2 separate regions of the Homo sapiens genome follow, and region 2 is linked to region 1. Evidence: read pairs that join two places in POLR2A ChIA-PET (ENCODE). Cell type or tissue: HepG2. All regions are shown on one strand. Links, peaks and the distances in the headings refer to the core of each region. The heading gives the core; the rest is flanking DNA. Region 1 overlaps FOXP1 (forkhead box P1). Region 2 overlaps FOXP1 (forkhead box P1).

Region 1 (12,265 bases), core at 1,852-9,851:
AATCTTTATTTAACTCTTCAAGGGCCAGGCCATATAAGGAGTTGCATCGACTATGCCTTCTTTACTTTTCCAAAATGTACTGTCAGACTTTCCCTCCCTTTGGAGAAAGAAAATCTTCCTTCAGACAGTTCCCAATCCCCAAGCTCCCGTTCTGCCTTTCCTTCTCCTGGAAGTTGGGAGCGCAGGACCAAATTGTCTCACCCTAACACCCAGAGTTAAATATGATTTATCTAAATCTGTTTATAATTTAAATATTCATTAAGTAGATTCAATCACATGAACCCTAATATCTCCTAATGCTCTGAGACAGGTTATAAATGCACCTTTGAAGGTTTAATTCAATTGGCAATCTGAGAAGTCTTATCACTGGAAATGTGTTATTTTCATATTATTCAAGAAATGAACAAATGTGTTTTCCACAAATGTATTTTAGAAGCTACCCTTTCCTGTTATTGAAAGAAAATTGTGTTTATTACTCCTTTAGCATAGTGTAAACTCATAAACGTCAACAGAGAGTACAAGGAAAACTGTCAACTAAATATTGTTTCCTTCATGAGCTGTTCTTCCAAGTCAATTACGCCTTTCAACTTCTGGGGCATTGTATGATAAACTGGCAGTAAAAATCATTCACATTAATATACCATGGTGCCTTGCCTGCAAAAGGTAATTAAAGAAGTAAATGACTCATAAGAATAGACATATTAGCTGCAAAATGAAAGGCAACTGAGCTGCCACATAAAAATATGTACCATTAAGATACTGCATTTTCATATTCCTGTAATCAGCTTCAGTAGACTAATGCTTATTTAATCCAGTTCTGTGCTAAGTCCATCAACAACTGTTTTTTGCTGTTTTCTCCTTGACTGAACATTATGAGAGCAGGTTTAGAATAAACACTGCAGTGAGATTTTTGCATACGCAATTGAAGAACAGGTTTTTACATTTTAAAATCTATTTTTCTTTCTCTGAGAAATACAACAAAAAAAAAAGATTACTGGTGGAAAAAAGTATATATGTACATGGCTATCTAGACATGTCCCTTTAAATGGCAGAACATTTCAGTGAAATATTTGTTTCCATATTCACTATTTCTGACCTGTACCACTATCAGCATAAGGATGTCATGCCTCCACTTGCCAGATCTCAGCTTCCTTTATGAAGCACTCCCTTTTGTTAATAATGTCTTCCATTAGCATTAGCAGGATGAGGGCAATTTATCCTTTGGCAGGGATGGAAAGAGAAGGCAAGATATGAGGAGGGGGTTAGTGTAGTGGGTGGTGGGAGAGTATCTCAGACACGCCTAGCGGCCTCTGAGTTCTTTTCCTTCCAGGGTGTTAGCTACCTGACTGGATAAACCTTCTCAAAGAGAAGTGAATTGACCCTCAAAATAACTGCTCTATTTTCCAATCTCTGGCTTTCAAACTGACACTTTGCTCTCTTCTCCATATCCCTTTATATTTCAGCACATCCTTGCCAGCCCAGCCAAGGCACAGCAAAACATCCTCGCCAGCCCAGCCAAGGCACAGCAAAACATCCTCCATACGGTCTGAGATTTTTCACTTCACTTGCTCACTTCTCTGCTGCGGGAAGCTTAATCTTAACCAGTGAGATGGGTCCACCATTTGTACTATTAATATTTTGGGGAACATTAGATGCATGAGGTTTCCTGGAGGCTGGAGAAATGCCTGTTCTGATTGTGGAAATCAGGGCTCTTTGTTGATAACTGATGCAGCCTAAAGCTTTTGTGGCTCCAGTTTGGGAGTTTTAGCTTTCAAAGCTCATGCAGCTCCTCCGATGTCCAATGCCAGCAGTGAAAATCAGCCTAAGGTATCTGGTCTTCTATCATGTTTGTCAACAATTCGCCCACCTTCAATAACATCCGAATGCATCTGGATGGTGCCCACTAACCTACCAAAAAATCCAAAAGATAATTCTATTTATTTATTTATTTATTATTATTTTTTTTTTTTGGTGCAAGACCATGGGCTTTCAATAAAGGTAAAGTTCTAGATTTCTATACAAGTTGTGCCTTCTCCCCTTCCCTCCTCCTGTGAATACAGAAATCTCTTTGACTTTAAAACTGATGAGCACCCACCAGCCAGGCCCTCAAGGACAGTGCAGGATGTGAGAACGGCCTTACAAGGACCCTCCAAGATATATTTATCTTTTCACAGTTCTTGGAACTGTGGAGAGCCTCTCAGATTTAGGCTGGATCTCTCCTTGTAATGTATTATTGCCTGAGTGTTTGAGCAGACACCACAAGGAACCACAACTAATGAGCTCTAGTCCTTTTTCTAATTAAGGAACAAAGGTTCCTGTGTGCGCAGAATGGTGACGCTGTCTGGAGAACACACGTGGAGGAAGAAGCGAATGCTTCTAATTGCCTCAAAATGGGATTTTTAATATTTAGGAACGTAATGGGATCGGGAAATAAGAACACTTCCAACATCCTTTATAAATAAGCCTTTACAAAATATTGTTAGCTGTTAATAATACATCATTATCAAAAATGGAAAGTCATGAATACAGTGCATGTAACCTTTGTATTCACGTGAATTAACCTATATGTACGAATACAATGATACATGAATTAGTTTTTAAAAATACATTAAAAAAAATAAAAGGCCCTCCTCTGAAAAAGAAAGGCGAGAAGGCAGCTCCTCTGAGCCTGATATTCCTCAGACCTTAGCAGATTAGGATTCAAACATGTAATTAAGAAAGATAACCCCAGTTTTTATAGTAATTAGGGGCTGTGGGAAATAGGATACTATCTCTCAAAAGTGATACAAATATACCACACTTCTAAATAACCTGCAATGCTTGGAAAGTATACTCACTACCAAGGGCAAAGCTGCTATGCAGTGAGGGAACAGTAAATGACAGACTGGCGTTCAAGTCCATTAGCTGCTATGTGATAGGAGCACATTCACTGGCACGCGACCTGTGAAAAATCTTAGATCTCTTTAAATCTTTGAATTGGATTACTGCATTAATTCTTAAGAACTGCAATCCTTCAACCAAGTCAAATTACCCTCATTAACAGTGGAAAAACTGCCTCTGCAATAAGTTAAAAAAAAAAAAGATATTTATTACCTATAATCACTTACACATACTTCACCTAGAAATATGATGAACGGATGCCAACAACTCTGAAAACGGCATCCTGGTTTCGCATGTTAATTTGGGTTAAAATAAAAATACAAATGCAAGTATCTGCATGCTATTTAAAATTTGTTTCACATCTACAGGAAATTTTCTTTTATGATTACAATCCTGAGATAAGTAAATAGCTCCATTTTACAGGAGGGGAAATTGGGGCATACATAGAGATACGGAGCCAGTTGTCTAAGCTTTCCCGGGCTAATTGGGGTAACGCAGAATCTCCTGGTCCTCTGTTCTGGGCTCACACTGTCTGAATTAAATCAGAAATTCAGACTCATAATGGCACTGTAATACAATGCACTGACTTCTCTAAATCAAACTCAGTGAATTAAAAGGGAGGCAAAATAAATGAGAAGATAGGAATGCAGCTTTAGGTATAGAAATGATAACCACAGTAAATACTACAACAGAAGCTGCCTCAATTCTTCCATCACCACATTTGCTATTAGTGTTTAACCTGCCTTGAACATTCATTGAATGTAGAGTGATTAAAAAAAAAAAAAGAAACGTTAATTGATCTACTCTGCCCTTGTTACTCCCTAAAATAGTCTCATCTGAAATGTGATGACAGCTTGACCGACTTTGAACAACTTTGGATACTTTATGGGAAATGAACTCTTTCAAGCCCCACTGACTTCTGTTCCTCGGCTCTATGGATGTCACTGCTTTGGTTCTATTACTTCCCAGCACAAGCCAGGGCAGGAGAGTCCTCATCCCAAGGAAGCCAACCAAGTGGAGACAGGGCTGGGCACAGGCAAGCCAGTCTGCATTTACTGAAACAGACTCTTTCGCTATTATGTGTTAAGGAATGGGAAAAGGTGAACAGGTAGAAGTTGCTTTCCGGACTGGATATGAATCAATACTTCTAGGCAGCCACAATAAAATGCTAACTGGAGTTCATAATAAAACCCAGGGGCACTACAAGGTTCCTAAGTGCCTCTGAATTTAAAAAAAGACAAATTGTGTTCACGGTGGTTGTATGCAGAACGTGTTTATTTCAGTCTAAAGATTTTAAACAAAGTAGTCCTCACTTAATATATGATAATAAAAATCTGTTACATAGAATATCTTCTCCATTGATCCTAAAATCTACTGTAACTTTTTTTAAGGTTGAGTACTCCTTATCCAAAATGATTGGGATCAATGATTTCAGATTTTTTAGGATCTTGGAATATCTGCATACACATGGTAAGATATCTTAGAGATGGGACCCAAGTCTCAGCATGACATCCATTTATGTTTCATATACACCTTATACACAAAGCCTGAAGACAATCTGATACAAGACTTTTGATAATTTGGGGCAAGAAACAAAGATTTGATCGCATTTATGACTGAGACCCATCACATGAGGTCAGGTGTGGAATTTTTCGCTTGTGGTATCATGGTGGCACTCAAGAAGTCTCAGATTTTGAAGTACTTCTGGTTTTGGATTTTCCTGTTAGGGATTTCAACCTGCAACTTCCAAAAGCTCTGTTGTTAAGATGAGCATTTCAATTCCACACCAGATTTGCAGTCATAGTTAAAATAATATAGTCTAATAATTGTGAAAACAGCATTTATCAATCTCACTTTATGTCAGGCATTTGTATTCGCTATCCTTCCAATGACTTTTCAAGGTGGGAATTATCATGCCTATTTTACAGGGAAGGAAAACAAAGCTCAGAGTGGTTGACTATCTTGCCCAATGTCACACAGCTTCTAAGTAGGTATCCAAATACTGTGACTGTCTGGAGGTGAAGCTTAAGGGAAAATCAGAGAGAGGAACTTTTCGAAAGAGGACTTTGAGAAAGGAGAGGCATCTGTCTTGGGATGTTAAAAAAATGTGTCAAGAAGCCAGGCATGGGGCAACCGTAGTCCTAGCTATTCAGGAGGCCAAGGTGGGAGGATCTCTTGAGCTCAGAAGTTTGAGGCCAGCACAGGCAACATAGTAAGACTTGGTCTCCAAGAAAAAAAAAAAAAATTGCCAAGAAACTGTGATCCAGGCTGGGCGTGGTGGTTCATGCCTGTAATCCCAGCACTCTGGGAGGCCAAGGTGGGTGGATCACGAGGTCAAGAGATAGAGACCATCCTGGCTAACTCGATGAAACCCCATCTTTACTAAAATTACAAAAAATTAGCCAGGCGTGGTGGCAGGCGCCTGTAGTTCCAGCTACTAGGGAGGCTGAGGCAGGACAATCAGTTGAACCCGGAAGGTGGAGGTTGCAGTGAGCCAAGATGGCACCACCGCATTCCAGCCTGGTGACAGAGCAAGACTCTGTCTCAAAAAAAAAAAAAAAAAAAAGAAACTGTGATCCAAACATCAGACTGTCCATGACTTGAAAAACTCATCACACGCCTCCTTTCCAGTGACACTGCATGTTTTCAAGGACGACACAAAAATCATTCTTCTTTGGCTCTACCATTTGTAGAGTCCCCTCCCCCACTTTTAAGAGCTTTGTGACTGTCAATCAGGTGCTTTTCAAACAATAAACGCTTAAGCAGTGACCTCATGATTAACTCGGTTTCACTACTCAGGCAACCTTTCAAAACAAATGTTAAAGTTAACCGTTCTACAGGCACCAGAACATTAGCTTCTATTTACACACCAATTAAACACATAATTTTTGGTGACTACTTTGTACTAAGCACAGTCTAGGCACTGGGCCTAGGAGGGAGAACAAGACAGACCTGGCCCTTCCCTTTCTGATACTACAGTCTAGCAGGAGATAGAGTAAGACATCAGCAATCAACAAATCCAGAAATAATTAGAGCCACTGTGAAGGAAGCCTCAGCCTTCATTAAAAAAAAGAAAAACTTAACTTCTCATTTTTAACCTACTCTAGATAAGTCCATCAAGGAATTCATCCACGAAGAGGTGACATTTAATTGGAAACCCACAAGTAAAGAAGAAATCAAATAGCCAAGGAGCAGAAAGAAGGTTCAAGAAGATGGAGCACAGAGGCTGAAAAGAAAGCATGAAACAGTGCTTAAGAAATTAACTTATTGAATCGTTAGTGAAACAGAATTGTGTTGTTCAACTAATCCTATGTCTACTTCATTCTTCTTCAACCCTTTTAAGGTAAACAGAAGTACACAGATTACAAATATGCTTTCAATCAAATGACTTAATAAATACAAAATGTGTCATGTTGACAAACAAAAAAAAAAACCTGTAAAAACATTAAGGAATTGATATAATTACCACAGAAAACAAATACCTTGGAGGTGGCCCTTGGTCCTGTCAATGTGTACCATTTTTAAGGTTGTAATGTCATGTGGTTGGCAGAATTCTCAGGTGACCCTTACATTCCTATGCCTGGTATAACACACCCCTTCCCAGAGAGTCAATCGTGCACTAATCCAGGTGCTATGTGAAGGGGTTTTGTGGATGTAATTAAGGTCCCAAATCAGCTGACTTGAAGAAAGGGAGATTATCTGAGTGGGCCTGATGGAATCACATGAACCCTTTCAATTGGAGTTTAGAGCCCAGAGATAGAGGAAGTCAGATTCTGAAGCACAAGAAAGACTGATGTGCCCCTACTGGCTTCACGATGGAAGAGACCATATGGCAAGAAATGTGGGTAGACTCTAGATGCTGAGAGCAGCTGCAGGCTGACAGCCAGCAAGGAAGCAGGGACCTCAGTCCTACAGCCAGAAGGAAATGGATTCTACCAACATCCTGGATGAGCTTAGGAGCAGATTCTTTCCCGGAGCCTCTTGACGAGGAATCAGTGCAGCTTCCACTTGCCTCCCTATTCTCTGAGGAGAGACTCCATTAACAGTGCACCTGGGCTTCTGACCTACAGAACTATGAGCTAATTTGTGGCAATTTGTTATGCAACAACAAAAAACTAACACACGCAGAAAAAGAGATGAAATCACACTGCTTGCATCTAAAGTTTATAAAAGAGTTTCTCTTAATGAGTAAGAACTCAGATGGGAGGGAGGTGGGAAGAGAGATAAGGGGGCAGGAAAGAAAGGGCAGGGCAGGGCAGGGCAGGGCAGGGCTTGCATACTGGTCCCACAAGGAACGACATGGTGACCCAGGGGAGCAATCGCTTCTCCTCTCTGGGCCTCACTTTCCTCATCTGCAAAAAGTTGGCAATAACAATGGGTGGTGGTGAGGGACGTCTTGGGAAAACACTAAGTGAAAACAGTTTGAAAGTTGAAAAGCACAATCCAAGTTATTTTATATTCTTTCCTGGACCATTTTCATTTTTAGCTTCCTTTTCTAATTATTTTGATTACTTATTCTAATAATGATCAGGACACAAATACGGAATTGTCCTTGGCTAGAAAAGAGAAGAAGCATTTTAAGCTATTGTGGATCTTCTTGGCAGACCATGCAAGGGATGTGGGGATACCTCCCTGGGAAAAAGTGAAAGGAGGTCAGCATGAGGTCCCTGGTGAGGAAAACCCTGTCTCTCATCTTCCTTCCCCTCTTTGTTGCACAGTCTTCTGGAAGATGAAGCCAGAGGCCTGCATTTGAATCCTAGCTTCACTCCTGACCTTAGGCAGTGATCGAACCACACTGCACCACAGTTTCCTCATATGTAAAATGGAAATAATAATGACACCACCTCCTAAGGCTGTTGTGAGGAGTAAGTCATTTAAAATACATAAATTAGGCTGGGCACAGTGGCTCACATATGTAATTCCAGTGCTTTGGGAGGCTGAGATGGGAGGATCGCTTGAGCCCAGGAGTTAGAGGCCACCCTGGGCAACATTGCAAGACCCCATCTCTACAAAAAATAAAATAAAATGCATAAAGTACATGTTAAGAGAGTGTCCAGCACTTCATAAGCACCATGTAAGTGTTACGACGATTACTTTTACCACTGCTATGAATAGGAGCTGATTTTTATTTTCCAGAAAATCTGTTGTCCCTCCAAGGGAATTTGGAAGATGGGGCTAAGTAAATATATAAAAATATGTTTATAATACGGCTTTTACTAATGACTTTTCACGTCGCACTATAAAACCCATCTAACCTCTGATGAAAAAGAAAACCCTTCTATACTCATGATTTTTGCCACATAATTTTACTTTTACATGAATAGGAAAAAAAAAAGTATACAAGTCTTAAAACTTTGGCTTACTGCTTTTTAAGAAGTAGTTTGGGCAAAACCAGCAAAGACGATTCCCCTGCTAAAAGAGCCATGAAAGGTAAGAAATTTCAGCAAGAGGGTCAGAGATAAAAGCACTCAGAAAAAGAAGGCAAAAGTAAAACCAGACAAAGGCTGAGTCCACCTCCGGAGCAGAGACCTCTCATCCTCACTAGTGTATGTACTGAACTCTCTGTGGCCTCTTTCTCAGGGCTGGAGAATGAGCAGTGGAATCAGCTCTTCCCAAACCTACAACCCAGCATGCAAGGCAGCCAAAGAACCAGGCAATGAGAGTGGTGCCCTGGGAACCCTGACAGGAGCAAGAAATGTCCAAGACTGGGTGTTGTTCAGAGGTCCCAGTGCGTGTGCTAGAGTCTCCACACCTGAGCTGTAAAGAAAGCATCTCATTCGGCAGGTAAGATGGGTTGGCAGAAAAGTGGGCAGGAGAGGTTCTTGGGCAAAAGGCTGAGCGTGATTGTGCCCTGCTAGAAAATAAAAATGACCACAAGTGTTCGGGACCTGACAGAACGGGCGAGGAGGCTGAGAAGGAACTGGATGAATCACAAGAGATAGGCTGGGCTGTGTAGAGCATGTGCAGCAGTTTGGACTGACACATTGATTTTTGGCAGGGGGGTACAGAGTATGAGTCTCCTCACATGCATGGATGTGTATAATCACCAGCACAGTCGGGATACAGAAGGCCTCCACCACCCCCCAAACTCCCTTGTGCCAACCTGTTGTAATCACACCCTCCTCACCACCCCTGGCCCCGGGCAACCACTGATGGAGTCTCTATCACTGTTTTGTCTTTTCTGAAATGGCATATAAATGGAATCATATAGTGTGTAATCTTTGGAGATTGGCTTTTTTTGACTTAATACCTCTGAGACCATTCTAAGCTGTGGGTCTGTTAAGAGTTCATCCCTTATTCTTGCAGAGTAGGATTCCATTGTACGGAGGTGCCACAGTCTGCTTACGCACATGCCCAGTGAAGCATGTCCAGGTTGTTTCCAGCTTGGGGCAACTATAAATACAGCTTCCACAAACCTTAGCCTATAGGTTTTTGTGTGAACATACGTCCTCACTTCTCTTCAATACATATACAAGAGTATGAGTAACTGTATGTTTATTTTTATTTATTTATTTTTTTTAAAGAAACTGCCCAGGCTGGGCGTGGTGGCTCACACCTGTAATCCCAGGACTTTGGGAGGTCAAGGCAGGTGGATCACCTGAGGTCAGGAGTTAGAGACCAGCCTGGCCAACATAGTGAAGCCCTGTCTCTACTAATAACACAAAAATTAGCTGGGCGTGGTGGCACATGCCTGTAATCCCAGCTACTAGGGAGGCTGAGGCTGAGGCAGAAGAATCGCTTGAACCGGAGGGCAGAGGTTGCAATGAGCTGAGATCGTACCACTGCACTCCAGCCTGGGTGAAAGAGCGAGACTCCATCTCAAAAAAACAAAAACAAAACAAAACAAAAAAAACTGCCCAGCTGTTTTCCAAGGTGGCAGCATCACTTTATATTCCCACCGGCAATGCATGAGAGTTCACTTGCTCCACATCTTCACCCTCACTTAGAATTACCAGTAATTATTTTAGCCATTTTCATAGGTGTATAGTGGTATCGCATCCTATTTTTTTCCCTTTCCCTATAATTTTAAGTTGCATTTCCCTAATGTCTAATGATGTGGAATGACTTTTCATGTGCTTATTTTTGGTCAAGTCTCTTGCCTCTTTTTAAACTGAGTATGTTTGTTTTGTATTATAGAGTTTGGAAGGTTCTTTATATATTCTGTACACGAGTCCCTTGCTGGAGAAATGATTTTAAAACATTTTCTTACAGTCAGTAGCTTGTCTTTAATCAGGGATTGTATCTGCACTTTTGAAAGTTCTTTTACACTATGCTATGGAGAAAAGACAGAAAGGATGTTGGATAGCAGCAACTTACTAGGAAATGAAAAATGCAACCCGGAAGCTGTGGATGGGCCCAGCGTCTTGAGTGCACAGAGAGGGAACAAACAGGATGCTGTCATGGCACAGGGAAGACTGGGAGAAGCAGTCCCTTCAGGGTGATGCTTTTAATGCTGTGACTAATGATGCCACGTAAAGGTGATGTCTTCCCGTCCTCTGTTTTTAGTGCTGCTGAACCATCCCAGGTAATAAATCAAAGAAGCCAGGGTGGCTATTTGTATGGCAAGATAAGGAAAATTAATTTCAATGCCCAAACATGGACCTCCTTATATTAAAAAATGACTTAGCAATACCAGTCCTTTTCATGAGAATGTCTTGGAAAGCCAGCACTTGGAAAACACACACACAGGGCCAATCCACCCTCTGTATTTTCAAGGGAAATACTGTTGTCTCCTGAGATTGGGGGAAGTTAAGGGGGAAGAATACATTATACAATGAAGAGCAAAAAAATAAAAAATAAAAAATAAAAATCTGATTGAACAAAAAATGTTTGTGGACCTTCACAAAAGAGAGGATTATAATAATAAATTGCATGTAGCAGTCACACACTCACTTCTTTTAAAAACCTTCACTATACTTTACAAACTACTCTAATTGTCTCATTGTCTCCGAAATTCAGATACTTTTGAGTTTAAAACGTGTAAAAATATCAACACTAGGACTGTGAACGAGAGCATAACTAACAATAGTGAGACTCTGAGGCAGCAACATGGCTAGAACATAGAATTAATATCTTGGCTGAAACACTAAGCGGAAGACAAAGTGCAAGGAAAGCCTGGAGACTCCTCCTAGTCCCCAGGGGCTGTGCCCTCCTCCCGGCTCTGAGCACAGCGCGGGGAACAATGTTAAGCCATCCATCACCAGCGAGCGCTGCTCTACTTGCTGGCGCCCAGTGAGCAAGGTTACCACCTGTCCAGCTTGCCTTTGAATGGTCCCCCACACAAAGCCCCTCGTGCTCCAAGTTCAAACTAGCATTTACTCTGGATGCCTAAATTACCTGGCGTTTCAGCCAGCATCTGTGCCCTACCTCTAACTTGGAGAAGTCTTAGTTTAACCTTGGATCTACTGACTATATTCTGGGTCTGCACCAAGTAGGCACAATTTTCCTACACAACCCTCTCTTTGCTTCCCTTCTTGCCCCCTATAATCTCTTCCCTGCATAGCAGCCAGAGGAATCTTTTGAAAATGCACATCAGGTCATTTTGTTGCAAAAGATTTTGTGCTCAGGATCAAAGCCACATTCCAAAGCCTGCCTTTCAAAGATGGGGTCTTGTCCACACCTTCCTGTCTACCTTCATCTCATATCACCTTTACAACTGCCATGGTCTTGCTGCTCCAGCCATCTTCATGATCCCCTTCCCTCTCAGGGCTGTTCTTCCGCCATACACACTATTACTTATATCTCAACACAGCTGGAACCCGAAGATGTTAGCTGATCTTATCACCTCAGAGGTAACATCCTCTCCACCATTAATGCCCCCCATCATTCTGTTCCACTGTCCTCTCAGCAATTCCACCATCTAAAAATATTATGCTTATTGATTTACAAATAAGTGTGAAATTTATCTCTCTCTACTGGATTGAAAACTGCCCTGAAAATTTTCTAGTCAGGTTCATCTCTGTCTACAACAATGGCTAAATCAATGTCTTGGTTATATCAACAACCAAATGAATAAATGATCATACCAAGGTAGGGAGGTGCTTCCAAGATCCTAGCCTTATCGGCATTTATTTTTAAAATAGTAAAAAAAAAATTCTCGTCATCTCAGAAGTGGGAATGCATTTTCAAATGTAATTACGAAAAATTTAGGAACCATAAAGAAAACACTTGATAAATAGAATTATGTTAAAACTGAATATGTCTAAAACAGCATAGCAAAGACAAAAGATCGCCAAAACACTAGAGAAATATTTGCGTGTCAGAACCTAGAAAGAAATTATAATTTTTATGGTTCATAAAAATCGCATAAATCAATATGGAAATAAATAAAATCCAATAGAAAATTAGCCAGATAATATGAAAATACAAATGTCGGCCAGGCACG
Region 2 (12,265 bases), core at 1,963-9,962, 210 kb after region 1:
AAAAAATTAGCCAGGCATAGTGGCATGCACCTGTAGTCCAGCTACTTGGGAGGCTGAGGCACGAGAATGGCTTGAACCTGGCAGAGGTTGCAGTGAGCTGAGATGTGCCATTGCAGTCCAGCCTGGGGGAAAGAGCGAGAGTCCGTCTCAATTAAAAAAAAAATCATATTTGGATCATTTTAGCTCTGACTTCAGATTAGGGCAGGCATCTTAAATGAAATGATTTCCAGGAACATTACTTAGTGCTAAGATCATAGGAAAATAATTTAACAAATACAGAACTAGACACATTCTATACTGCATATATCAACTAACTAGTTTATAAGCCTTGGTGTCCCAAGATTCATTTGTAATTGAATCAAAGAAAATATTTGGGGATACAGGGAAGCAACTTATTTTTCATTTTATAAAATATACCAAAAAAGGCTGGGTGTGGTGGCTCACGCCTGTAATCCCAGCACTTTGGGAGGCCAAGGCAGGCAGATCTCAAAGTCAGGAGATCGAGATCATACTGGCCAACATGGTGAAACCATGTCTCTACTAAAAATACAAAAATTCGCTGGGTGTGGTGGTGCACACCTGTAGTCCCAGCTACTCGGGAGGCTGAGGCAGGAAGATTGCTTGAACCCAGAAGGCAGAGGTTGCAGTGAGCCAAGACTGTGCCACTGAACTCCAGCCTCAGTGACAGAGAGAGAATCTGTCTCAAATATATATACACACACACACACACACACACACACACACACACACACACACACACATATATATACCAAAAAGATCAAAACCTGGTTTCCTAACTGAATTGAAAAGATGCCTTTAGCTTTGTGGGCCACTATCCCTTGTCCAGTTCTAACTGCCTTTTTCTCAACATGAACATATGTTTCCCTTAAAATTACTTCTTTTTTCCTACCCTGGTGTTATGCAAGATCCCTGCTTATTTTGGCGATGAAAACAAAATAAGAAGAGCCACCCAGAGTTCTCCATTCCAAAGAGAAGAGCTTCCCAAGAAAAGCAAAGTTTTGCTGTTGTATTTCCTTTCAGCACTGCTGAGAGCAGGCGGCATTCTTCAGTGCAGAAATTCAGTGCAGATGGGGGAGCTGGTCCTGAAATACCTATTAGAACCATGAACAGCAGGTGCGGGCAGGGACTACCGATAGGCTATAGGTTTGAAATCAATAAAGTTTTTGTAAAAAAAAAAAAAAAAAAAAAAAAAAAGAGGAGTGAGGTGGTTAAGTAGGCCCAATATGCAATGAGACAAAGTGCTTTTCAAGCACAAAATATAAGGAAAGGAGAGGCTTGGTATTTCAGAGAGAGCCGAAGAAAAACTAAACTCTCAGACTGAGAAGGCAAAGTTTGACTTTATTTCTATGATCAAAATCCTCACAAAAATGGCCATAGGTCTAGGTGAAAGCTTTAAAAATTTGGGAGGGGCTAGCATGCTTATGTAAGAAAAACAAAGAGCAGCTTGCATATAGGATATTGGTTTCAATGAGGGAAGGCGAATGCCAAGAACAGTCTAAGAATTAAGCACTCACATAATAGATCACTGTGAGCAAAGCTCTCCTGCAGATGTTGGAGTTGGTGATCTAAGCCTCACACTTGGAAAGGTTGTGTGACTGGAGCCATGATATATAAAGTAAGACCCAAGCGCCAAAGTTTTGATTTAGCCAAGCAAACGTGGCTGTTTTTGTTGGGTGGAAGAGGCATTTTTTTCACTGAGCAAAGAATTACGGTAAACATCTGCTAACCATGACCACAGAAGAGGTGGTTGTTTTCATCCAAGGTTATTTTAAAGGAATAAATTTAATTAATACAACCACACAGTAATAGTATAGTATCCAACCTTATAATAAGTCTGCTTGCTTCTATCCACAGACCTATTCACTAAGGAAGCACCTAATCGAGAAAGTTTCCTAATGTTGCCTTTATGGCTTCTTGAGGACCACGGATGCGGGGTAAGACTTTTCCATCTCAAGGGATGCTTGAAAACCCAAGCAGACTTCAGTTCTTATCTCATTCCTTAGGCAGTTTTTTTTCCAGAGGGTTCTCTTGCTCTATTAGCAAGACTTTATATAATACACATATTATTTAGGCAACTAAAGCCCCATTAAAAAAAATTAATGAGGCCGAGGCGGGTGGATCATGAGGTCAAGAGATAGAGACTATCCTGGCTAACATGGTGAAACCCGTCTCTACTAAAATTACAAAAATTAGCTGGGCGTGGTGGCACGCACCTGCCTCAGGGAGGCTGAGGCAGGAGAATCACTTGAACCCGGGACATGGAGGTTGCAGTTAGCCAAGATCGCACCACCATTGCACTCCAGCCTGGCAACAGAGCAAGACTCCATCTCAAAAAAATTAATGTTCTAATGGGTTGAAAGCTTTACCTCACATATAAATGTCCCAGACCGCATCTTTCTCTCAAACTGCTCCTTTGAAAGTAACTATAAGAATTAATAGAATCCAGAATGGTTTGGGTTTTAAAAAATTCCTTATTTGGTTCTTTCTTTAAGAAGGAATGGGGTGGTAGGGAAGCTAGTAGGAAGCTGAATTATTCAGGCTGACTGTCATTCAGATCCGTCAAATTACAGCTCAAAACATCACTTTACCTTTGAACAACCAGCCATACCTGCTCCAAAATGAAAGTCACCCATAATTATTATTAAATGTTCCTAATTAAGATAAAATAATCAAATTCATAAAAACCTCCACTTCCATTCTGACTTAAACAAACTTCTGCCTCTACCATCAATATCAGCAGAGCCAGAGCCTTCTAGATTTAGAAAAGCTGGTTTTGCATAAACTACATGCTAGCACTGAATAAAACTGAAGAACTAAGGTTTACTATTTCTGGCCTAGGGTCATGTCAATATCATCAATCAACAAGATACTGAGTTTGCTGAATGTAAAGAACAGAGTCGGCTGGGGGAGGTGGTTCATGCCTGTAATCCCAGCACTTTGGGAAGCCGAGGTGGGTGGATCACCTGAGGTCGGGGGTTCGAGACCAGCCTGACCAACATAGAGAAACCCCGTCTCTACTAAAAATACAAAATTAGCCAGGCGTGGTGACCCATGCCTGTAATTCCAGCTACTCGGAGGGCTGAGGCAAGAGAATCGCTTGAACATGGGAGGCGGAGGTTGCAGTGAGCAGAGATCGTGCCACCGAACTCCGGCTCAGCAACAAGAGCAAAACTCTGTCTCACAAAAAAAAAAAACAGAGTTGTCCCTCATTATACACAGGGATACAGTCCAAGAGCCCCGGTGGATGCCCAAAACCATGATTAGTACTGAACCCTATACATATGATGTGTATTCCTATACATGTACACCTATGAAAAAGTTTAATTTATAAATTAGGCACAGTAAGAGATTAATGATAACAAATAACATAGGACAATTTTAACAATACTGTAATAGAAGTTATGTGAATGTGGTCTCTCTCTCTCTAACTATTTTCTTGTACTGTACTCACTTATTTTCAGACCATCATTGACTGCTGGTAACTGAAATCACAGAAAGTGAAACCATGGATAAGGGGAAACTACTGTATTTTCTCTCTTTGATTTATCTATTTCCCGTAGAACTAGAACACAGCAATTCATAAAGGCCAGACTTCAGTAAGCTTATTGAAAGAATAAATACTAAATTCATGAACTCCATTTATTCCAACAGTTGTAATATCAAACAGGGTCCCAGATGTTGGACCAGGCTAAGAGCAGCTTAGAAGCTTGGAGTGGGAGGCTGTTGGTGTTTCATCTTTTCCACCCACTAGTCTTCAACAAATACCTATTAAACACCTCCCAGGTGCCAGTTGCTGTGTTCAGTGTGTGTGTGTGTGCGTGTGTGTGTGTGTGTGTGTGTGTGTGCGTGCGCGCGCGCACGCATATGCATGTGTGTATAAGTCACACATGCAGGTGTGTATGTGTGTGCACACGCATATGCATGTGTGTATAAGTCACACATGCAGGTGTGTGTGTCGAGCAGAGGAGGGAGTAAAGGGGGAGGTGCTATCATTTGAATGTTATTGATACTAGACAGAATCTTGAGGGGTAATTAACACAGGTTTTAGGATTCACCAAGTCTGGAAAATTACTCTGTGTTTGTCTGTTCACCTTCCACAATGCTAACTGTTATGTGTGCTAAGAAAGTAAAGAAGGTAGGCAGAGATGAACATGGAAGAAGCAAGCAAGTTTTTGATACCCCAACTTCCCTTAAGTGATGATGAACCATTAGACAAGAGACCGGACTACAGAGGCCGCAGTCTATTTAATAACCATCAATGCCTTCAGCTATAAAACAAAGCCAGCCTAATGTAGCCCACTAATTCTGCCCCAACACAGTCAAGTTTCACTTCTATAAGTAACTCCAACATCAGAGGCCACTGTGGTCAGAATTGGAATATAACCATGTGCCACTACACTAAATTATGCTTAAATAAAAATGCAATGCATCCATCATATTTGTATAATCAAGGTATTAAATCAGCTATAATTTCCAAGCCTTAAAAGAAAATTCCAAGATTTTATGTATATTCCTAGTGAAAGATAATGTGATGAATGCCACAATAAAAAAATAACTTAGCAGGAGGAAATAATTTTTATCCTTTTTAAATTTTCCTTATGAAATGCATCATTTTAACATAACGCACTTCAACAGTTACCCATAAATGTAAATTTGTTTTGATAAAATGAAGAGCCTTTTAATCCAAATTGCACAGTGATGCTTCTACACTGATCTGTTATAACTTAGTAATCAGAGTTAACAGACTGCCTAATTAACCAAGTCATCATTTGCCAAGATCCAAATATGGGATGAATTGTGGGCCAAGGAGAAAATATGATGGACATGAAAATTATTAATTCAGGGAAGCATTAAAAGCATGTGAAATTAAAGTTTTTTGCTAAATCTCACCATCTTTAATATCTTTAATTTTTAAGGTGTAAGTAACATGCAAAAATAAAAAAAAAAATTCCATCCAGGGCACATGGAAAAACATTTATATCAAGTAGCTAAATGGACATAACTAAATGTTAAGCTTTTGACAACCAATGAGGTATAAAAATCATAGATACCCTTTGATAACAAGTAATATTGACAGAGGGCTTACCAGGTGATAGAACCATATTTGGTGTTTCACATGCTCCAGATGTTTATTCTCTATATCCCTAACCCTTCAGGAGGTACTATTTTTATCCTCAGGTACCAGATGAGAAAACTGAGGTTCAAAATATTCCTTTGCCCCTAAGAATGTATGAATAAACAAATAATATCCGATCCTTTCAAAATTATTAGGAAAGTGGTTGTTAAAATTCTGTAATTTAACTCACTGAAGTTTTTCCCAAGAAGGTTTCATCCATTCACTTATTACGTATTTATTAAGAAACAGGAGATGGGGGTGACTTGGAAGATGTCAGATGGCTCACCTGTACAAAAATGTTTCATCATCAGGATATTATTCCCACCACTTACATTCTTTATGTGACCTAAAAGACATATGCATTTTGACTGGGCTAAGCTACTTTATAAGCCAATTTTCCTGGGTCATTCAAAAGCAAGTCTGAATGTTAATATAGGGTTTAATCCTACTAAGTCCACCAAAAAGACCGTCTTTCCCTTGGCTACTTGGCAACTCCTGTTGATCCTCTGAGGCATCATTCCTGCTATGAGGCCCTCCAATCTCCCTTCTCCAATCCCCTCCCCAATCAAAACGCACAATACACCAGTATTCTTGTAGCTTCTCTATCACCATATTATAACTGACTTTTCTGTCTACCTTGCACATGTAAGTATGTTAAAAGCAAGCATCTTGCCTTAGGACGACAAACTGTGGCAGATGGTAGGTGGATGGTTGAAGAGAAGAATGAATAGAAGGAAGGCAGGAAATGAATGAACTCTAGACTCCTCGAGGACAGAGGCATGGTAGCATTTCTGAGGCACAGCCCACTCTCAAGGTAGGAAATGTCATTGAAGATGTCAAGCATTAGGCAGACAACTTTCTGGGAAAACTCCCATAGATGACATTCAGTTGTGGGTTAGCTGAACCATATGATATTTAAAGGTTCCTTCCACCCTGTAATTCTATGTATTTGCTGTGTATCAAGTATAGTACCCGACGTGGTACATAAACATAGTTCACTTTCCCAGAGTTCTGTCTCCTTCTGAAACCAGCACTCTTTTCACCTACTTCCCATTGTTTTGTGTAGGTCAAAGGCCATCCATGCCTTTAGAGATGGACACATGACCCATCCTAGGCCAAGCAGGACCTCCCACCACCCCCAACTCACTCCTGCTCCAGCTCCAGTAAGTGTTTCACCGAAAGGCATGTGGCACACACCAGACCAATCACAGAAGCAGGAAGATCCAGATTCCATGACAGCTGCTAGAACTCTTAAGAAAAGATCTTTTCTGCTGGAGTTGCTACAAAAACAGACTCATGAAAGGTTATCCTGCCACAAACAGGGAATCGCCTCCGTGAATGAATCCAACAGGGAGCACAGCACAGCCAGAAGACTGCCACCAAGACTTAATGGCATGATCGGAACCTCCTGCTCCAGATTTCCCTGGAGCTAGTTCCACAATCTGACTTTTCAACATTATGAGCCAATTAATTCCCCTTTATGACTAAGCTGGTCACTCAGAACCAACAAGACCTAAAATATGGTGAGCTCAGTATTTTAAGGCACCGACACTTTAGAAGTGGGCTGTCTGCTCTTTGTGTTAACAAGGCAATATGAACACTTCAAACCTTTTAAGTCAAAATTGCTTATTTGTGGTCTCTTGAAACTGGCATTTATACATTTCTTCAAGCCTAATATTTTACTAATATTTGAAGGTCAAAGTCCTTGGCATACAGCTTATAAACCTATAATTCTACTGACTAAGTAACCAAAGGTCTTCTACTCTGTTAGCCAATGTTACCTTTCAGTACCCCAGATTCACCCTGGTAAATAAAAAGCCTTCCAGGTGAATGTTTCCAAGAACTAAAAGAACATTCTGAACTTGCTTGCTGGGAAAATGCCCAGGTACGGGACCAAAGCTTTGGGAGGGAGACCCTCTCACTTTTCACACAGGTGATTGAGCAGAACAAATCAATTATTAGGTGGTCAGAGGCTAATATGAAGTAAAATGAGGGCTAGAGAGATGAGGTTAATTAGAAAAATGTCCCAGAGAAAAATGACTCAAAGATCTAGAGAAAATGTCTTAACAGGCACATCCAACTGGAGATAGAAGAATGGCAATTAAGTGGTTGTCCTTGTTCCTAATCAAATTGCGACACACTTTTATTTCCCATAGCTCTTGTGTTAGCAAAAAGAAAGCATTTGAAGAAGTCTAGTAAGATCAAGCAGGGCCTATTAGATAGCATTGAAGTATAACAGCTCCACATGCAGTCCTAGAGTGAAAAGTTTATGTGAAAACAAAATAATGCCTGCAAGTCGATAACCCCAAGAATATGTGTGCGTGAGGAAGACTGCATGGCATAGTGATTAAGAACCAGGGTACGGCTGGGTGTGGTCACTCATGCCTGTAATCTCAGCACTTTGGGAGGCTGAAGGGGGTGGATCACCTGAGGTCAGGAGTTCGAGACCAGCCTGGCCAACATGGCAAAATCCTGTCTCTACCAAAAATACAAAAATTAGCCAGGCATGGTGGCATGCATCTTAGTCCCAGCTACTTGGGAGGCTGAGGCAGGAGAATCGCTGGAACCAGGGAGGTGGAGGTTGCAGTGAGCCGAGACTGCACCACTGCACTCCAACTTCAGCCTGGGCAACAGAGCGAGACTCCATCTCAAAAAAAAAAAAAAAAAAAAAAACACAACAGGCTACGAGGGGAAGGAATTTCTAGGTCCAGATCCTACTTTGCTCCATATAAGCAGAGGGCTCTGGGTGAGTCATTTAACTCACTATTCTTCAGCTTCCTCACCTGTAAAATGAATTTTTAGAATGATGATTACTTCACAGAGTTACTATGAGTTAATAAATATCAAAGGCTTAGAATCATGTCTGGCATACAGACAGTAAAGGTAGCTATTATAGGGTAGACCTTTCAAAAGCTAGAATGTTTCTCTTAAAAAACTGCTGTTTATTGAGATTTTTTAGGGTTAGATTTTTCATGAGTTTAGAAAATTCTACTTCCACCTCTCCCTACTTTTTAAGCATGCAGAATATTGGTGACAGCACGAAATGCAAGTTCTTCTAGGTACATACATACAGATAAACCTAAGAAGGTCTAAGCACCAATTATTCTAGGAGTAGAATCCCAAAGAAACTGCCAGGTTTAGGAAGTGAGTCAGGAGTGGGAGACTATTTTGTGTCACCATTAATGACTGGGGACAGATGTGGACAAAGACAGGACACAGGCTCTCCTGGTTGGAATACCCAGGGCAAAACCTTTACTGATCCCCTGGGAAAGCTGGCATTAAAAAATTCAGCCCTAGAGCATCTTAGCCAGAGTCACCTGGCACTGAGAGACTGCTGAACCAAATTGGACTCAGACGATGCAGCAAAATTTCAAAGCATTAAAGTAAAAACCCTCAGAAAGCTCCTAATCTTCCCCGCTGCTCCTCAGGCACCAGGGTATTGAGAAGAGGGCAGCACAAGGGCTGATCTAGGCCCTCAAGCATCCCGCGTAAACTGCCTGATCAAGTCTCATATTACACGGATCTGTTTCCCCTTTCACGAATTATTATTTTAGTTTCTGAAGTGATATTTGGAGACAGGGGTGTTATATATTTTTAGAGATGCAAAAAATCTGGGTGTTAGCCACTCTGAGGGTTATCATGAGTCTAACCAATGTTTTTTTTTCTGATTTATTCACTTACTTTGACTGAAACTTACTGGATTTCATCTTTTCCTTTCCTAAAAGGATATTAGTAACCACGTTTGATGCCTTAAACTATATTTTAATCATGTCCTTTTATTGTTAAGTTGCAAGAGTACAAGTTATGAATTAATAAAAGAAATGGCTATTTTAATTTCCTAGATAACCCTAGTTACTCCATAAGTCGTGTAAATAAGAGTATATGATTTCATAGATTTCATTCTTGTCCGCTAGAAAGTCATGTGATACAGAGTGAGACAGGTCCCTCTCTCTGCTTCAGCTTTTACATAAAAAATTCACAATGAACAACAAATGTCAACCACTGACATGGTGGAACAATATAGCAAAAATAATAGATCATCTTCTTCAAGCAGGTGGAAGAAATTGGTGTTAATAATGAAAGACATTTATATCTAACTCCTTTCAGACTATACAGACTTTGGTTTTCTATCAAAAGAGAAGTGATGTGAATTTTCAGGACCGACACATCAAGTATATTTTTTTAAAAAAAGAGAAGAGAATTGGGCTGGGCGCGGTGGTTCACGCCTGTAATCCCAGCACTTTGGGAGGCTGAGATGAGCGGATCACAAGATCAGGAGTTCAAAACCAGCCTAGCCAGCAAGGTGAAACCCCGTCTGTATTAAAAATACAAAAAAAAAAAAAAAATACTAGGGAGGCTGAGGCAGGAGAATCGCTTGAACCCAGGAGCGGAGGTTATGGTGAGCTGAGATTGCGCCACTGCGCTCCAGCCTGGGTGACAGAGCGAGACTCCGTCTCCAGAAAAAAAAAAAGAGAGAGAGAAGAGAATTTAAGGAAATTTAAGATGCCCTCTATTGCAAGGCAGGAGATCAAACCAGCTCTGATTAACTTAAAGGCAAAACATATCCCCAGCAAGAAGGCGTACAGACACTGCAGCACCCCAAACTCTCAATTTCCATGGTTTTCTGGATGTGGGTCAGGCTCCAGACACTGAGCCATTGCAGCGCTTGAGGTTTCTAGCATGTGCTACCTGAGACAGGTCATGAGCATCCAACAGTCAACGTGTCAACAACAAATATAAAACAGACTATCTCACTGCTTGCTTATTTTGTACTTTTTGAAGTTAATTCAGCACATGAAACATGAGCAAATATAATCGGGAATCAAGGTTCTTTGCCATCTTTGCCACCTCTAAAATGAACATCAGAAGAAAGCAGAAGATGAGTTTTATCAGTGGAGGTCCCCAAAGCCTTTGCTGATACCCTTAAATCAACAGCACTGTTATTCTGTTCCAGACGTTGTGCAAAGTGCTTTATACGTACCATCTAATTTAATCCTCGCAATAGCTCAGTGGCTAGGTAATGCTATTACCCCTGCCCCAGGCAAGTAAACTGAGTCTTAGAGAGAGAAAATAATTTGTCCAAAAAAAGAGCCACTGAATGAGAGTGTTGGGGTTTGAGCTTGGATCCCAATGTCCTTAATCAATTTGTACCACCCACAATATCCTTCAGGCTCAAGTGGCAAATGATTCTGTCTTCATGGGGAAGATAATGTATAACCCCTTCCGGATGGGACACGCAGAGTATGCAGTACATAGTGGGAACTTTCCAGAGAAAACCCAAGGGCAGTATTTTATTCCTACAATAAAGGTGATGTGTGTAGCTTTGTTCCTTCTCTTTCTCCCTCAACCAGATACAGTCCTCTTAGGTGCCATAAAAATACAGAAATTCACAGGGAAATCCCCAGACTCTGACTGATTCAACAAATACCGACTGCATGCATACCTACCATATGTTAGGCACTGCTAGCCATGGAGAAGCCACACTGAATACGACCTACTTCTTGCTTATTACCTGATAAACAGGTGAATTCATGAAGGGACAGGGCTGTAACATATGGAACAAACAAGAGGTTTGGATCAAGAAAAATAATAAAGGGGCTGTCCCCTTTCACGTAGGTGGTCAGCAAAGGCATGTTTAAGGGGTTGATTTTTGAACTGAACACTAAGGGATGAGAAGGAGTGAGTCCTGGGAGGCATGGAAGGTATCCCGTAATTCAGAGGCAAGGGAGATTTTATGACATCTGAGAAGAGTAATGGGGTTTAAATAAAATATTGGAAACCACGCGGCAAAAGCTCGAAGTTTCCAAGAGTCTTTTGAACACGCCAGATCTTCAAGCCACTATCTCCACACAGTGAACATGATGGAAGCAAAGCCTATGTCAGGCAGACCCCTGATAAGTACTACTATAGGCTGGGGTCTGTTGCCCCAAAACCATCAGTTCTGTGATATGGTGTCAATGTTAATGAATTATCACTGCAGGTTTGTTATTATAGGTGGTGTGACTCTTACCCGTCTCACCTAACAGGGCTCAAAAACTCAAGAGACAGCCAGGGTCACGTGGTTGGCACTGTTTTTCAATCTGGGTACAAGTCACCAACTGGGTCATCCATGAGTACTGCTGACATTCTTTGCCACGGACCTGTGGCAGCTTCTGTGTGCAGATGACACAGTCCTTTGAGGGCCATTCCCAAGAGGATCTGTGGGGGACTAGGACCTGCTTTGCCGAGTCAGCACAGAGGCAGGGATGGAGGATGAGGTGGCAGAAGATCGACATCATGTAACATCAGCCTGCACGAGCGAAACCCTACAGTTTCAGATTATCATCAGCAATACCAACTTGAAAGCAGTTAGTGAATTCTGCTTGCGAGGCAGGACCATTGTCTGACTAAGTCAAAAAAAAAAAAAAAAAAAAAGGAATAAAAAAAGAACTGTATGCTTCTCAGGGGAAATCCTCAAAACAGGATCCAGAGACCTAAGCTCTGCTAACAGGGCTACAGCAGCTGTATACATAGCTGCACGTGTCCTTGCAGATGTGCAGCAGGACAAGCTCCCAAGGCTGTACTTGCATTTACAAGGGAATACCAGGTGAGGAGCAATGGACTGCGAAACATGCGTCATCTATCAGTAAAACAACGACCAGTGAACCAGCAACAGGATGGTACAAGCTTGTCAGAGACAGAGATTTCCACTGTATCACCTGGGGTGCCTAGTACAATGCTGGCATTTATGATGTACCAGGATCCGTGCTAAGCTCTTTACAAGCATCACCTCTCTAACTCTTCAGAGTGAGCTGGCTTCTATTTTTATCCCCTTTTCCAGATAAGGAGGCCGTGGCACAGAAAGGTTAAGTAACTTGCCTAGGGTTGTTCAGCCAGGAAGTGGAAAAGGTGGAATCTGAGTCTAAGCCAATCTAACTTCAAAGCAGACACTCTTAACCATGCTGCTATCCTGTATCCACAGGAGGCATCCAAGGAGTTTCTGCGAATGCATCCATTACCCTAAGTTTTATGACTACTCGTCACAGGCCAGTATAGGCAGAGAATATATTATTAATACAAAGCATAGGGAAGTCTCATTCTATTCATTTTATGGGATAAAAAGTGGCTCACAAGAATCATGTACAGGCC

What was found. ChIA-PET counts read pairs that join two places held together with the same protein. Peaks named below come from ENCODE experiments on the same cell type or tissue, not always from the same donor. Only the 100,000 strongest peaks of a DNase experiment are listed, where the experiment ranks them.
Region 2: POLR2A ChIA-PET joins it to region 1 with 7 read pairs; 3 of 35 experiments call an interaction of 5 or more read pairs at or near these places.

Annotation. Positions count from the first base shown.
Region 1 is chr3:71,135,841-71,148,105 of GRCh38, forward strand. All of the region lies in intron 6 of FOXP1 (forkhead box P1), which reads right to left. Among named protein-coding and RNA genes, the nearest start is that of FOXP1-AS1, 150 kb to the right of the region's middle. RefSeq lists an enhancer at 8,648-9,147. In HepG2, for the core only: no CTCF peak of the experiment used is centred there; a DNase peak (open chromatin) is centred at 5,581.
Region 2 is chr3:71,344,684-71,356,948 of GRCh38, forward strand. The region is part of intron 4 of FOXP1 (forkhead box P1); the gene reads right to left. LOC124906248 (a long non-coding RNA gene) reads left to right here. Exons shown (of 4, transcript XR_007095957.1): 2 at 1,876-1,955; 3 at 5,816-5,951; 4 at 6,204-6,293. Among named protein-coding and RNA genes, the nearest start is that of FOXP1-AS1, 61 kb to the left of the region's middle. In HepG2, for the core only: no CTCF peak of the experiment used is centred there; no DNase peak of the experiment used is centred there.